2 separate regions of the Homo sapiens genome follow, and region 2 is linked to region 1. A link is a contact called in ENCODE POLR2A ChIA-PET data. All regions are on one chromosome and are shown on one strand. The core of a region is the stretch at or near the end of the contact, and the rest is flanking DNA. Distances in the headings are between cores, read along the strand shown.

Region 1 (7,136 bases), core at 4,127-6,626:
GATTAGCCCCTGGAACTTTCAGTGTGGTTCATTCCTTGTGGTTTCATCACGGGGCTTGCAGGAAACAAAAGCTAGTATGCGGAGGGCCTTGAAGTTTCAAATGGCTTGAACTTCCTTGTAATGCAGTTCAGCATGGGCTGGGTTCACATAGCAACAATTAACTGTCCATATTCCTTTGACTTTAGCAGCCCTGGAAAAATCTCTGCTTGACCAGTATGAAACTCAAAGCTGGTGATGCCATTGTAGGCTGCAGTCTGCCTAGCATCCTCCACTGCCTGCCCCACCAACGAAATCCCAAGGACCTGCGATGTAGCTGATCCAGAGGGAGGCTGATCACACCGGTTCCACAGCAGATGTCAAGGAGGATGGTGTTAGAGTTCACTGCACTCAGCTTCCCTACAATCCAATACAGCATCTCTGCACCAGCAGTGTTAATCTGGAAAAAGGCATCTGGAGAGATGCAGACCTTCAAGCCCAGGAGATCTTTAAAGATATGAGGTTCCCCAAACAAGAGCTGGTAGGTGGACTGATGATGGCTGAAACAGGTCCTGCTTTCCTGGAAGTCAGGTGAAGTCAAGTCACAGACTGCTCCAGGACCTTTAATGAAAAATTCCTTTACAGTCTCCTTCTGAACATGGAGCTCCTCTGGACTTAATTCCTGGGGATGGAATGTGATGACAGCCATTGTGTGCCTTAGGCTATTGGTGTGGACTGTGAGCTCACACCAGTAACCACCTTCATGAAGAAGGCAGGGCTCTGTTGGAGACTGTGGAAGGAATACTTCATAGTACTGTGCCACCTGACTGTCTTTCTCAAGGATGTTTTTCAGATGGTTAGACTGTACACAGACAATGTTCCCGTCTCTTCAAGTTCCCAGGTTATATTCCACAGTCTTTGGATTGCCATCTGGACCCTGATTCACAGAGAAGGTGGACTTATTTCTGTAGCTGCTGATGACAGGAGATGGTATTATAGGATGGAGAAGACAATACAGCCCCTCAGATTTGGGTGCAGCTGTTGTCACATTGACTCCATCGAGCATTTGGATGTGAGACTCTAGTCTTTGTAAAATTTCACCTTGAGCTGTTCATAGCTCAGCCTCCAGAGCAGCATCACAACACCAGCCAGCCTTTCCTGCCAGGAATCATCTGGTAGTCCCAGATGGCTTGGTTTCTTCTGACTTTTTTGTCCTTTTTGACACTTCTTGGCTACCACATGGGTGAAATTTCCCTTACATACTATGCCCCAAAAGAGCTGTGACCAACCTGGTGGTTTTATGGCACACCAGGGAAGCAGTCTTGGTTTGGAGAAGAAACCCACCATAGAGAGGAAGCACCTGAGGCTGTGTGTTAGGACTCTTCTCTTAATGCTTGCCATCCAAAGACACACTGAAATCCACCTCTCAGGGTTGAGGTGAGAACAACAAGTTCATATATATGGCGCGCTCTGGACTGTGCTGAACACGGCAGCTGTCCGACATGTGTCACTACTCTTCTTTAGGCTCTGAATTGAAGCGTGTCACTTGGTTTCTTCATGCCTTAATGTCTCCAACCTGCAAAATCGAGGCAGCAAACCAAAAGGGCAGCAGATGGCCCAGTTTACTGTGGCGGGGAAAGAGTCATTTCCTGTTGAGCAGGGCACTTCTACTACTCCCTGGCACATGCAGCCAACCTGGGGGCAGGTACGGCAGAACGTGGGGCTCCTCCCAGTGCCAGTATAGCAGCTGGCCTGGGCACCTCGACTCCTATCGGGAAGTACCCTTCCCTACTTTGCTGGGGGATCTTCTTTTGAGACCTTCCTCAAAAGCATTCATAACCCTAATCCACAATTTTAAACAACGTACAACAAAAGTTGGAAGTTCTCACCCCCATCCTCCCCTAAGCTTCCCCTCCCCTTTTAATATATTATCTCTTTCATTCCATCCATTAAATGTCCTCTCCTTATTTTTATACTCAAAAATCAACATTAAACAGAAAATTTACATACACAGATTGGTTAAAATATTTACTTGTAGATTTATAAATAGTCTGCAGTCCCAAGGACAATTGGCCATGTAATCTATTGAACAACAGTGATCTGTATAAGTTTGGTCACAATGGAAAACTACAGATCCTGTAAAGGTTTAATATGCAGGACTTTAATAATGTGTAATTTCACACATGCAGGGCCTTTTACATGCCTGTGGACTTTGAGAATTCAGAGGAAACTGACTTCGTGAGAGAAATATGGTACTTGGCTTGTTTATAATTCCAATGCCAATCCACTTTACAGGGGGACACCCCAAATAATTTTCCAGTTGAAGGTAATAAAGTCATACTACAAACTGAAAGCAATCATAGGAACTGGAATGAATGTGATGACCTTTCTGGAGAAGCACCAGTGTTCAGAAAAGAGGTGCATGGTGAGGTCTAGAGAACCAGGGCTCTGAAGGTGGCCAGATCTTTAAAAGCTAGACTCTGCCACTTAATGTTTCTAAAGTCTGTAAGTAACTTAAACTCTTAGAGCCTTAGTTTCTTAATCTGTAGACTGAAGATAACAGAATTTCTCTCATAAAACACTATTATTATATCAAATGAGATTAAGTAAGATAGTGCAAGTACCTGGAACATGGTGGATATTCAATAATTCTTAGATACTATTAATTATCCTCATGAATAATATCAGAATACAATATTGTTCTGTTCTAAATTTATTATGTGTGTGCATATGTGTGTGCACACACTTCTGAAAAGTAACCAGGTCAACCTCAGAGTCTTGTCCTGAAATACTTTTTTGTTCTAACATCATGAGGTTTGACAGCAAGGATGGCACTTTTAAGGGTAGTCTAGTCTAGCCCTTCATTTTACATCAGTGGTAACTAACGTCTAGAGAGAGTAAAGGACTTGATGAAGTTCATACTGTTAGTGGCATAATTAAAGCCTATCCTTTGATCCAGGTCTCCTTCCTTTCTACTGTGGAACTTCTGTAGGTAGCAGAACGAAAACAGGTGAATTTTCAAACCTCACCTTCTAATTCTGGACTGTGTGCCGTGTAAGCAGCAGGTGAAACATGGCAGAGGTGACTCGCTGTGTCCTGTGATAGCTGAATTAGAAAAGACCCCAGCTAAGGTTTCCAGAGATCCCTAGTGCTAGCAATTCCTGAGCCTCTGGTTCATTCTACATATAACTGGCTTTCTTGGGTTTGCTAAGAAATGCAACTCTTCACTCTCTCAGCTTTCCAATTTACAGAATGTTATAGTATTATTGTCTCCTGTTCTCTTAGCCTTAGAGAATTATTATTATTAGGCCAGGTGTGGTGGCTCACACCTGTAATCCCAGCACTTTGGGAGGCTGAGGCTGGATCACTTGAGGTCAGGAGTTCAAGACCAGCCTGGCCAACATGGTGAAACCTGGTCTCTACTAAAAATACAAAAATCAGCCGGGCATGGTGGTGCATTCCTGTAGTCCCAACTACTTGGGAGGCTGAGGCAGGAGATCACTTGAACCTGGGAGGCGCAGGTTGCAGTGAGCTGAGATCACGCCATTGCTCTCCAGCCTGGGCATCAGAGCAAGACTTTGTCTCAAAATAAATAAATAAGTAAATAAGGAGAATTATTATTATTATTCTGTAAGACCAACAGCTGTGTTCTATCTCTTCTACCTAGTCCAGTCTAGGTATTTTGCATATATATTCTAACTCTAGAGTAGTAAGCAGTAGTTGTTATTATTACTTCTAGTTAGAAATGAGGAAACCAAGTTTCAGCAATTTGCCTAAGGTCTCTCAGAGGGTTTGAATTCAGGTATCTCCAATGTCAGAGCGCAGGCTGTAGATCCTGACCTCATTCAAGCATCCACGGTGAAATAATGCTAACAATGACTGTTGATCACCTCTGAGAATTCACTTTGTGCATAGTAACCACAACAGCCTTACGATATAAGTACTATTAGCATTTCTTGATTTTATAGAGGAGGAAACTAGGTCACAGAGTGGTTAAACTGCTCAAGAGCCCAAACCCCTGAGACTGTGTTCCTAAAATTCACCAGACAGTTAAATATTCTCTGTCCACCTTGTGGATTTCCACAATCTTCTTTAAGAACTTCCCCCAACCTTGTATTTTCTTTCCTAGATGGCTTGTTCCAAAAGAAAACAGAAATCTCCTCGAACCAGCCAACCAAAGCAGCGACAATGGATAGAGGATAGCCAGAGTTCAAGTAAAATCATTTTGAAAATATTTTCACAAGAAATCATTTTGCTAGATTACACTATTCTCTGCTTATAATTACCTTCAGACATTCAATTCAGGAATAATGTCAAGAAGGTGCCCATGTAACTAGACATGTAAAAAATGATAACTAGAATTTGCTTTCTAGTCTGACGGCCTGAAATTATGTATGCTAGGGGGAGCTGTTGAACAATTTTAAGGTTTTTATCCATTTGGTATTTTTAGAGTTGCATGTGGTAGTGCTTTGGGGTAGGATGAGCTTGTAATTTTTAATTAAAACCCATTTAACCTCAGCTTGGTAACTTTTAACCAACACAATGTTTTGCTGCAGAAGACATTTTAAAATAAGTTGTATTCATTACATGTGCAGTTAATTTTTATTCATGCAGAAGCATTTATCACCCATTGTTTTTTCTCCTATCACATTTAAGAACTTGATTAAAAGATAACACAACATAGGTGTTAAACCTAAAGAAAGAGGCAGTGTCTCTAGAGCATTATTGATGATGGTAAGATGTGCATCTCATAGTAGTTAACAGAATCTCTAATATAGAGGAAGCAAAGAACCAAAACCTTGGCAATCAGGAAATCTTAGCTCTAACTCTCTTGCTCCACAATTCAGCTAAATGACCTAAGTACTTGTTAATAAATCATGATGCAGAAAATACACAGGACTAGGAAGGTTAGAAAGCAGAGCACCACTTATGCTGAACTGACACAACTTTGGTCATGTAGGCTCAGTCAAAAATAGAAAATGTGATGTAAACATAAAAGGTCACACAATAGGCAGAACTACCCCAAAGTCTATATAATTAGGAATTAAGCACACGTGCAAATATATATCCTTCTCTGAACTTTCATTAGTGGTCTACAAAATTACTTGTTGTAGAACAGTGCCTACATCTACACAAAATAATTTTAGTAGTAAATGCTTAAATTTTTTGAATGAATAAAGATGATCAAGTCCAGCAGTTACAAGTTTGCAGCACTTTTAATACTTGCTTCTTAAAAGAAAATGAAGAAGAATCATTCGTGTGTGCTGAAAGGCGCTGTGTAGACAAATGACAATTTACCAAGATATCACTATGTTGCCTTAATTATTCCCTCGATGCTTCATACATTGCTTCTCCCGTATGGGGTGAATGACTTGAAGTAGGAGGCAATGTCTTTACACGCTGCTCAGATATTTCATGCAGCTGCTAGGGCTGTGCCAGGCAAAAGGAACTCAGTGAACACTTGTTGACTGATAAACTGTGCAGATGAAAATGTGAGCTACTTCCTATGTAGTTTATCCAAGTTTATGGGAACATTCCTGTGGTACGGGGAGAGATATTGCTATATAACTGCTGTTTAAAAGGTGGAGTGAACAACCTAACACCATTTGTTATAATTTACTCTTTGAAAATTACTAAGTCAAATATAATTTTTTTCTTTCCATTCTCAAGTCCAGGAAAATTGTTGCTTATGATTAGAAGATCTGACAGCTGCTGGAACACTGGGGCAAAGGGGTTTTCCTGCTTTCCATGAAAATATGTGAGTTACTCCATGTACTAGTTTTCTAGAACCATTTAGTTTGTTCTTAGAAATAGCTTACAGCAGCATCCACAACACATAGGTCCTTTTGCAGTTGGCAACAATGAAACTACTATTCTGGTACACGGGCTAAAAAAAGAAAACCTAAAAAAGGCCTTTTGGTGGGTGAAAAATGATCTTAGATAATTTTAAAAAAGAAAGAAAGAAAACTGGGGGTGGGGGGAAGTGCCCAAAGGAACATGTTTTTAAAAACCCCACTTTGGGAGGCCAAGGTGGGCGGATCATGATGTCAGGAGTTCGAGACCAGCCTGGCCAAGAGACTAGCCTGGCCAATATGGTGAAACCCCGTCTCTACTAAAAATACAAAAATTAGCCAGGCATGGTGGTGGGCGCCTGTAATCCCGCCTACTTGGGAGGCTGAGGCAGGAGAATTACTTGATCCCGGAAGGTGTAGTTTGCAGTGAGCCGAAGATCACACCATCGCATTCCAGCCTGGGCAACAGAGCCAGACTCTGACTCAAAACAAACAAACAAACAAACAACCCTAGAAACATACCTGTTCAACAAAGTCAGACTTTTGGAATCAAAAGTTGCTTTTCAGGGAGCAACTTAAAAAGATTTAGGAGAGAAAACACTTTGAGAGGTACTGGGGCTAAGGCACATGATCTGAGTATGTCCTTTGATTCAAATCTACTGATCCTAAAATGCCAGGTCTTGGCTTTATCTCATCACTGACAGCACACTGTCATCCAGATAAAGTCTATCTGTTGGATTATACCAGCCCAGGATTATACCTATATCCCTGCTCAAGGTGGTTTGGCAAAGTTCAGCAGGTATCCTTCCCTGGCTCCACCCTGAAGCCTTAAAATTAGGAGGAGGAGGGAGCTGTACACCAGAGTGTCTTTGAGGAGGGCAGTGGGTTGGGTGAGAGAACCAGCTCTGCAACACATTAAAATGCCTTCTTGCTGTGGCACTGGCAGGCTTAGGTTGGGCTAGGCAAATCCACTGCCCTGCAATTTATTCTAAATATGGTAAATGCCCTTGTCAAGATGATCTTGCTAAAACTGGATTATTCCACAAAGGCTGGAAATATACCTCTACTTAGCAAAGGATTTCTCATAGAGAACACAACAGCATTGTAAACAAGAGTCTTAACAGAATTCAGAAAATAAATCTTTCAAGAAGGCTTAAGCACATCAGAGAGCATCATTTACATACAGATAACTGGCGTACTAATTAAAAATAATTCCTATTGATTCATTAAAACAGGCAATTTCAGAGCTGCCATTAGTCACCATCTCATTAATCCATGATCAAAGAATCATTCAATGTAAAGTGAAGAATTAATTTCATAGGGGCATCTTTGCCAGGGACAGATACCTTTTAGAGGTGGTAAGCTGGG
Region 2 (6,628 bases), core at 3,512-6,011, 35 kb before region 1:
TACAGTGAAAAAATGAAGTTTAAAATCACTATTTTGCTCCACAGAAAACTGTCATTTTCTTAAAGCTGCAAAGTTAGGCAAATGCTAACACTTCAAAAAAGATTCTAGGAGCCTGTGAATCATGAGTTACAATAGTAACTATAGATTCCAGTGGAATAACGATGGTTAGATAGCAGAGTAAAAAATAATGAGGTGAACAGAAATTAGGTGGCTCCCACTGGTTCACAGTGTTTTTACTCTCCAAAAGGAAAAGCAAAAGTAAATCAGATTACAAGCTTCTTTGAACTTTCACTGCTCTCCTGACAATCTGTCTCTCTTGGTCATCTCCGGTCGCAGCAGAGTGTTGTGGCCTCCCACCACCAGCATGTGAAATGGTACCAAGTCCCAAATCCCTGGTTAAAGGACCTGAAGTTCCAACCCCTGAACCAGCTTAGAAGGCAAATAGTTGTGTTCCACGGAGGAGAACCTCACTCTCAGTGACAATAGCAGGGTGAGGGTGAGGATGGTGGTGGTGGTGATGGGTGAAGTACTCCTTGATCAGAAAAATAATTAGATTTTTTTAAAATTCACTTTTAAAATTGAACTTGTCAAAGCAATGGACTGTTTACTATTTATTTATATTGTACTCTATAATTCCTATCTAATTTTGTATCCTCAGTAACTAGCATAATGCTTAGTGTAGTATTCAGTAGGTGCTGAATCTTATTTTATTTTATTATTTTTTTTTTTGAGATGGAGTCTTGCTGTGTCACCCAGGCTGGAGTGCAGTGGCAGGATCTCGGCTCACTGCAACTTCCACCTCCCGAGTTCAAGTGATTTTCCTGCCTCAGCCTCCTGAGTAGCTGAGACTACAGGCGTGTGCCACCACGCCCGGCTAATTTTTGTACCTTTAGTAGAGATGAGGTTTCACCACGTTGGCCAGGCTGGTCTTGAACTCCTGACCTCATGATCCGCCCACCTTGGCCTCCCAAAGTGCTGGGATTACAGGTGTGAGCCACCGCGCCTGGCTGAATCATTTTTTTAAATTGCATTTCTGCTACCTGCTTTTTATTGATCACCATAACTTCTTAGAAAACCACTTGTTCAGCTGTGGTGCAAAGGTAAACAGCAGCTCTGCACTGTGACAATCTCTGAATTAGAGTAGTCCAAAATGTGCAAATTAAGTTTTACTATAGATATGAAACCACCTTTCAGTCCTGGTTTCTGTATACTAATGGTGCTTTTACATCTATTTTGAGGGAGATAGAGCAGAAATTTGTTTTTTGGTATCCAATAACAAATTAGGTTAGAAGGTAAATTCAAGCCATGCCCTAAAGACATCCAATAAATGCAAAGGCTGCATCAAGGAAGGGCACATTTACATCTCCATAGGTTTAGTCAGTTTTGCTTCTTATTAATTTAAGGGAGAAAAAAAGAATTACTAGTCACTTCTGGGAGAGATGAAATCTTAAAACTCAAGGTCTCTCAGCATGACTCAAATCTCTCAACATGAAGCTCTAGGTGAGTTTAATCTTCTTTTTGTTTTTAACCAACTCTGTAAAATCTAAATAGATTTGACTTGCATTTATGGTTGTCCTCATGCTAGCCTGGACCAAATAAATATTTAGCAATGGTAAATGACCAGGAAAACAATTTGGAAGAAATTTGGAAGAATCCAGCTTTCAATTTTGGTTATATAAACGATGGCAGACTACATTAAGCAAACACATATATTAAGGAGGAGCATTTTAATTTTTGGAGGCTTAATGTTTAAACGACACATAAGATAGCATATTCAAAATATTTGGAAGGATGAGCTTTAAGAGAGGAGAGGCAGGAAAGCATGGCTCAGAGAGGAGAGAAAATTGCCTGTAAGAATCTACAGCTGGGTACCTGTCATGGCTGATATAGGAGCTCTTCTTCCAATGTAAATGTATTCAATAGTGGAAACAGTGTTTATGTTGAATCTACCAATGCTCTTTTGTCCAGGGAAGCTTCCATCCAACGAATGATCAAGTTATAAACTTTATTTTTGTTTTACTCTACATTCTGGATTACTCTTTATTTTGTTGTACTCTACATTCTGGATGCAAAAGCAAAAGGGGATCTCAGATTTCAGGTGGGAGCAATGAACTTCAATTCTGAGTAAAAAGAGTTAGAATTTCAATTACCAAAACACACTGGGCCAGGCACGGTGGCTCAACGCCCATAATCCCAGCACTTTGGGAGGCTGAGGTGCGTCGATCACCTGATGTCAGGAGTTCGAGACCAGCCTGGCTGACACAGTGAAACCCTGTTTCTACTAAAAATACAAAAATTAGCTGGGCGTGGTGACACACACCTGTGATCCCAGCTACTCAGGAGGCTGAGGCAGGAGAATCACTTGAACCTGGGAGGCAGAGGCCAGAGTGAGCTGAGATTGCACCACTGCACTCCAGCCTGGGTGACAAGTGAGACCTCGTCTCAAAAAAAAGAAAAAAAAAACCCACATTGGATATAGATTATATCATTTTAAGTGTTTGTAAGTGTTGTTTAAAAAGATAACTTAAAATTCAGGTTTCAAGTTTTACCATCTACCCCTAACTACTACGCAAATCTTTTTCTTGCCAAAAAGCTAGTGGGGGGAAGTCCAAATAAAGAAAGGAAGAAAAGATCTTCATCGTTTCAGTGGGAAGAAAATACAGGTTGAGTATTCCTTATCTGAAATGCCTGCGGCCAGAAGTGTTTTGAAGTTCAAACGTTTCCGAATTTTGGAATATCTGTGTTATATATACTTACTGGTTGAACAACCCTAGTCCAGAAATTGAAAATGCTCGAGCATCATGTCTGCACTCAAAAAGTTACAGATTTTGGAGCATTTTGGATTTCGATTTAGGGATACTTAACCTGTATTTCTTTTTATGCTTCTCTTTACTAAAAAAGGTTACTGACAAATTGAACAGCTTTTGAACCAATATGTGAAACTTGGCAACTGTTCCTGGATGAAGTTTCCAACTTAAAAAGTCATTCATAAGCCACAATTCCACTGAAAATAAAAAAAAATTATTATACTTTAACAAGTATTTATTTATTTACATCCAGGGAACATTATAGATTTAACTCTCATTTTAATTCATTATCCATCTCTATTTTTCGCATTGGTGACCTTTGCTGGTCTTTTAATGGTGGCTTAGAAGATGATACAATTATTCTCTCAGAGGGTCCATGTCAAAGTGGGATCTGCTGCTAAATAATACTAATGAATTTAAGACCTTCTTCATTATCTTCTGTTGAGTGATATACATCATAGCTTAGAAATTCATAAATAAATACTAAAATAAAAGGACAACACAAAGTAAAAAACAAATACAAATTAAAACAGAAAGATTTCAAAGGTAAAAATCAGCCTGTCACACCTTAACCATAGTGTGATATGTTCTGAACTTAGAAGTTCACTCTTCTTTAGAATAAAAAAATTATAATACTCGGATTTGTATCTTTACCATTTAAGATTCACCCCTTTGAAGAGATGAATTTAAATTCTGTAAGTATGTAAACTCTTAATTATGACAGATCGACTTTGTATCTTACTGTCAGTATAAATCCCCACACACTACCAGAGAAGCAACTTGGAGACACTGCTTTGGAGTCAGACAGACCTGGGCTGGAATTCCAACTTGTCCACTATTAGCCTTGCAAATCTGGGTAAATTACTCAAGCATTCTGAGCCTGTTTCCTTCTGTAAAATGTAGATAATATCTGTCTCAATGCCATTTTCCTAAGTATAAATTGAATTAGGTATAACATGCTTGCAAAGAACTCAGATCAGTGCCATGCATAGGCCCTCGATAGGTTTCAGCAGGTACTATGGGCCCCCTTGCAGTCGGAGGTTAGTGCAGGGTACTGGGTGCAAAATGACATGCAGTGGTCAGAATGCTCGGTCTAGAAAAAAAGACTGCTTATTGCTTTCCAACTGACTTCACATACTTTAATAGGCAAGGACAGTCCTGGGTCCTGGGAGTGTCTATTATACCTTAAACATTCTCACATGCACTTTATTTTGGAAGGGCGGTGACTTTTATTTAACTCTCCACCCAAACCTTCACAAAAATAGCTTTATGACATAGAAACAAGAATGTTATTGCCCTCACATATGAAGCCATTACTATACTTCCCTTGAAACATGTAGGTTATTTATTTCACTTCTTACCTTTTCAATTTTTTCATCCAGCATTCTGAAGAATTCTTGTTGGCTTTCAGAGATGTGCATGCTGAAAAACAAAGGGTAGTTAAGTGCATATTTTAGTGCTTTGCTAAACCTGGTCCCCTCAAAGGAAAAATGCAGAGTCCCCAAACTTTGGGGAAGACATTTATTTATTGCAGACTTTTCCACTGAAATACTCTGAAGTTACATTAAGGATAAACAGTACAGTAATCCTGCAAATGTGTTTCATAATTGTCTATCAGTGCCTATGACTTAAAGGAAGACAATTTCCTTTCAATGTACAGATGCTATTTATAGTAATGTTACTAGGAGCTGAATGCCAAATTGTTTCTTCAGATACACATTTGTGATTTAAAAAAAAAGCATGAGCAAGCAGCATAAGGCATATTTCAACAGTGTATTGAAAAAAATAAAAAAGAAAATGTATCCTAGTTATTGTATTGAAATATATATTTTACAAAGGTTATCAGTATCAGCATGATCTCCAGCTGACTATGGGTGTGGGCCGGTGGCAAACAAGCTGAGGACATACAGATGACCTGATATTACTACTGAGCACTTTCTGCACTGGTGGCAGCAGATACACCTCTGAAAACACAATTCCACTGGAACGTGGGAGGACGCATGTCTGAGCAGCACTTGCTCTGTGTTTCCTGTCCTGTGACTTTTAACAGCCTTCTTAGTGAGACGGCTGACAAGGCTGGTGGGGACAAAATAAGATGGTAAGGACAGCAGGGATGAATTACATATGGGAAGAGCATGGGGCAGTATAGGACTTAGTCTTAATGGGCCATGGTCTTAATGACGGTTGCTTCTACCTAGCAGATAGCTGTGGGTGTTTCAAGGAGGTGAAGGATGCTGGATAAGACACGTTATCACACAGAGTTTCCTTTAGTTACTATCAGTGCCTACTGGTTGTCCTGTCTGAAGGAGGGGGCTGGGGGTGGGCTCTGGAATGGCTTCTTCCCTTCATATCCAAGTGTGGTGAAATGTACCCTTTACCATCATGCCTTATCCTTTAGGGGCCACAAGGAGGGGCACAAGTGACCTGAAACCCTCCAGGCCTCCTGTGACAGACAGTGGGGCCTGAGGCTCAGAGGGGGTCCCCTCTGTATAAAAGCAACATTAAAATCTGTGAGCAATGACATTAACTCGGTTATCAAAGGAAAACAATGTACATATCTGATTCCATTAATCAATTGTCATGGTTTACAAAGCACTTTCACATATATCACGTAATTTTACTGCCCTTTATCTGATCATTCAAATAAGGTAAACGTTTTGTTTGGGAAACACGCCCTCTCTTATTGCAGGTTTGAAAGGCAGAACAGAATCTGGGATGATGAGAGTACATTAAACTGTCTCCTCTCTGTAGGATCCTGGGCAGAAAAGCCAGTTTGCATAGCTGAGTTTTCCCAGGTTCCTTATGTTTTCACCGTCTCAAGCACCAAAACATTTTTTATTTGAGCCACGTTGGATGCAAATCTTTCTAAATTTCATATTCTTATAATAGAGGATCTCTCTCATAAACACTTCTTTCTTTTCTTTTCTTTCTTTCTTTTTTTTTTTTTTTGAGACAGAGTCGTCTCGCACTTTCGCCCAGGCTGGAGTACAGTGGTGCGATCCCAGCTCACTGCAACTTCTGCCTCCTGGGTTCAAGCAATTCTCCTGCCTCAGCCTCCCGAGTAGTTGGGACTGCAGGCGTGAGCCACCACGTACAGCTAATTTTTTGTATTTTTAGTATAGATGAGGTTTCACCATGTTGGCCAGGCTAGTCTTGAACACCTGACCTCAGGTGATCCACTCACCTCGGCCTCCTAAAGTGCTTGGATTATAGGCGTAAGCCACTGCGCCTGGCCAGATCTCTTTCTCTTAATATAGGTAACTGGATAGATAACCGTATGTATATGTTGCCCCAGAAATGTTGCCCTAGAAAATATTCCAGGGACCTCATAAAAAACGGCATTTTTAGGATTTGACGTTCATTGTGGAAACTCTCTGGTTGGAGGTTTTAGCATTATATTGCCTTGAATATAGCAGGAGGGCCAAAAATATTTCTTAATTAATTGACAGAGTCCCCCTATTTAAGTTCATGTGATTCATGACCCCTTGCTGAAGCAGCAGAGTTTGTCAGCAGGGGTGATGTGCAGGGCCTGAGTCCTCATCTATAAAACCAGGGCTGGTCACTGATGTCCCTTCTACTGTCTATGATTGTCACTAACTTCCATTAGCTCCTTTATTTAAATACCACAACATGAAAACTGCAACGTTTGGTCAGTACTCATACACATGCACATGAGAGGGACAAGAGGGGGCATTTTTAAACAAAAGTAACTCTGCAAATGTATCTGCAACCTCTGCGATCAAGAATGCACTTATCACAGGGTCGGGATCCCTATCAGGAGCTTGAGACCAAAAGTGGTGGCTAAGGACCTCGGGATGCTT

Evidence for each region. ChIA-PET counts read pairs that join two places held with the same protein, here RNA polymerase II (POLR2A).
Region 2: POLR2A ChIA-PET joins it to region 1 with 18 read pairs in activated T-cell. The contact joins two enhancer-like sites. POLR2A ChIA-PET finds 5 or more read pairs at or near these places in 3 of 52 experiments (AG04450, GM12878 and activated T-cell).

What each region holds. Positions count from the first base shown.
Region 1 is chr1:184,560,752-184,567,887 of GRCh38, reverse strand. All of the region lies in intron 3 of C1orf21 (chromosome 1 open reading frame 21), which reads right to left. It also overlaps the pseudogene LOC100129573. Among named protein-coding and RNA genes, the nearest start is that of C1orf21, 180 kb to the right of the region's middle. Within about 2 kb of position 5,376, at least 3 of the 41 ENCODE cell types and tissues checked have a DNase peak (open chromatin) inside an H3K27ac peak, as active enhancers do.
Region 2 is chr1:184,596,002-184,602,629 of GRCh38, reverse strand. It overlaps C1orf21 (chromosome 1 open reading frame 21), which reads right to left. Exons shown (of 6, transcript NM_030806.4): 5 at 4,169-4,229. Among named protein-coding and RNA genes, the nearest start is that of EDEM3, 160 kb to the left of the region's middle. Within about 2 kb of position 4,761, at least 2 of the 41 ENCODE cell types and tissues checked have a DNase peak (open chromatin) inside an H3K27ac peak, as active enhancers do.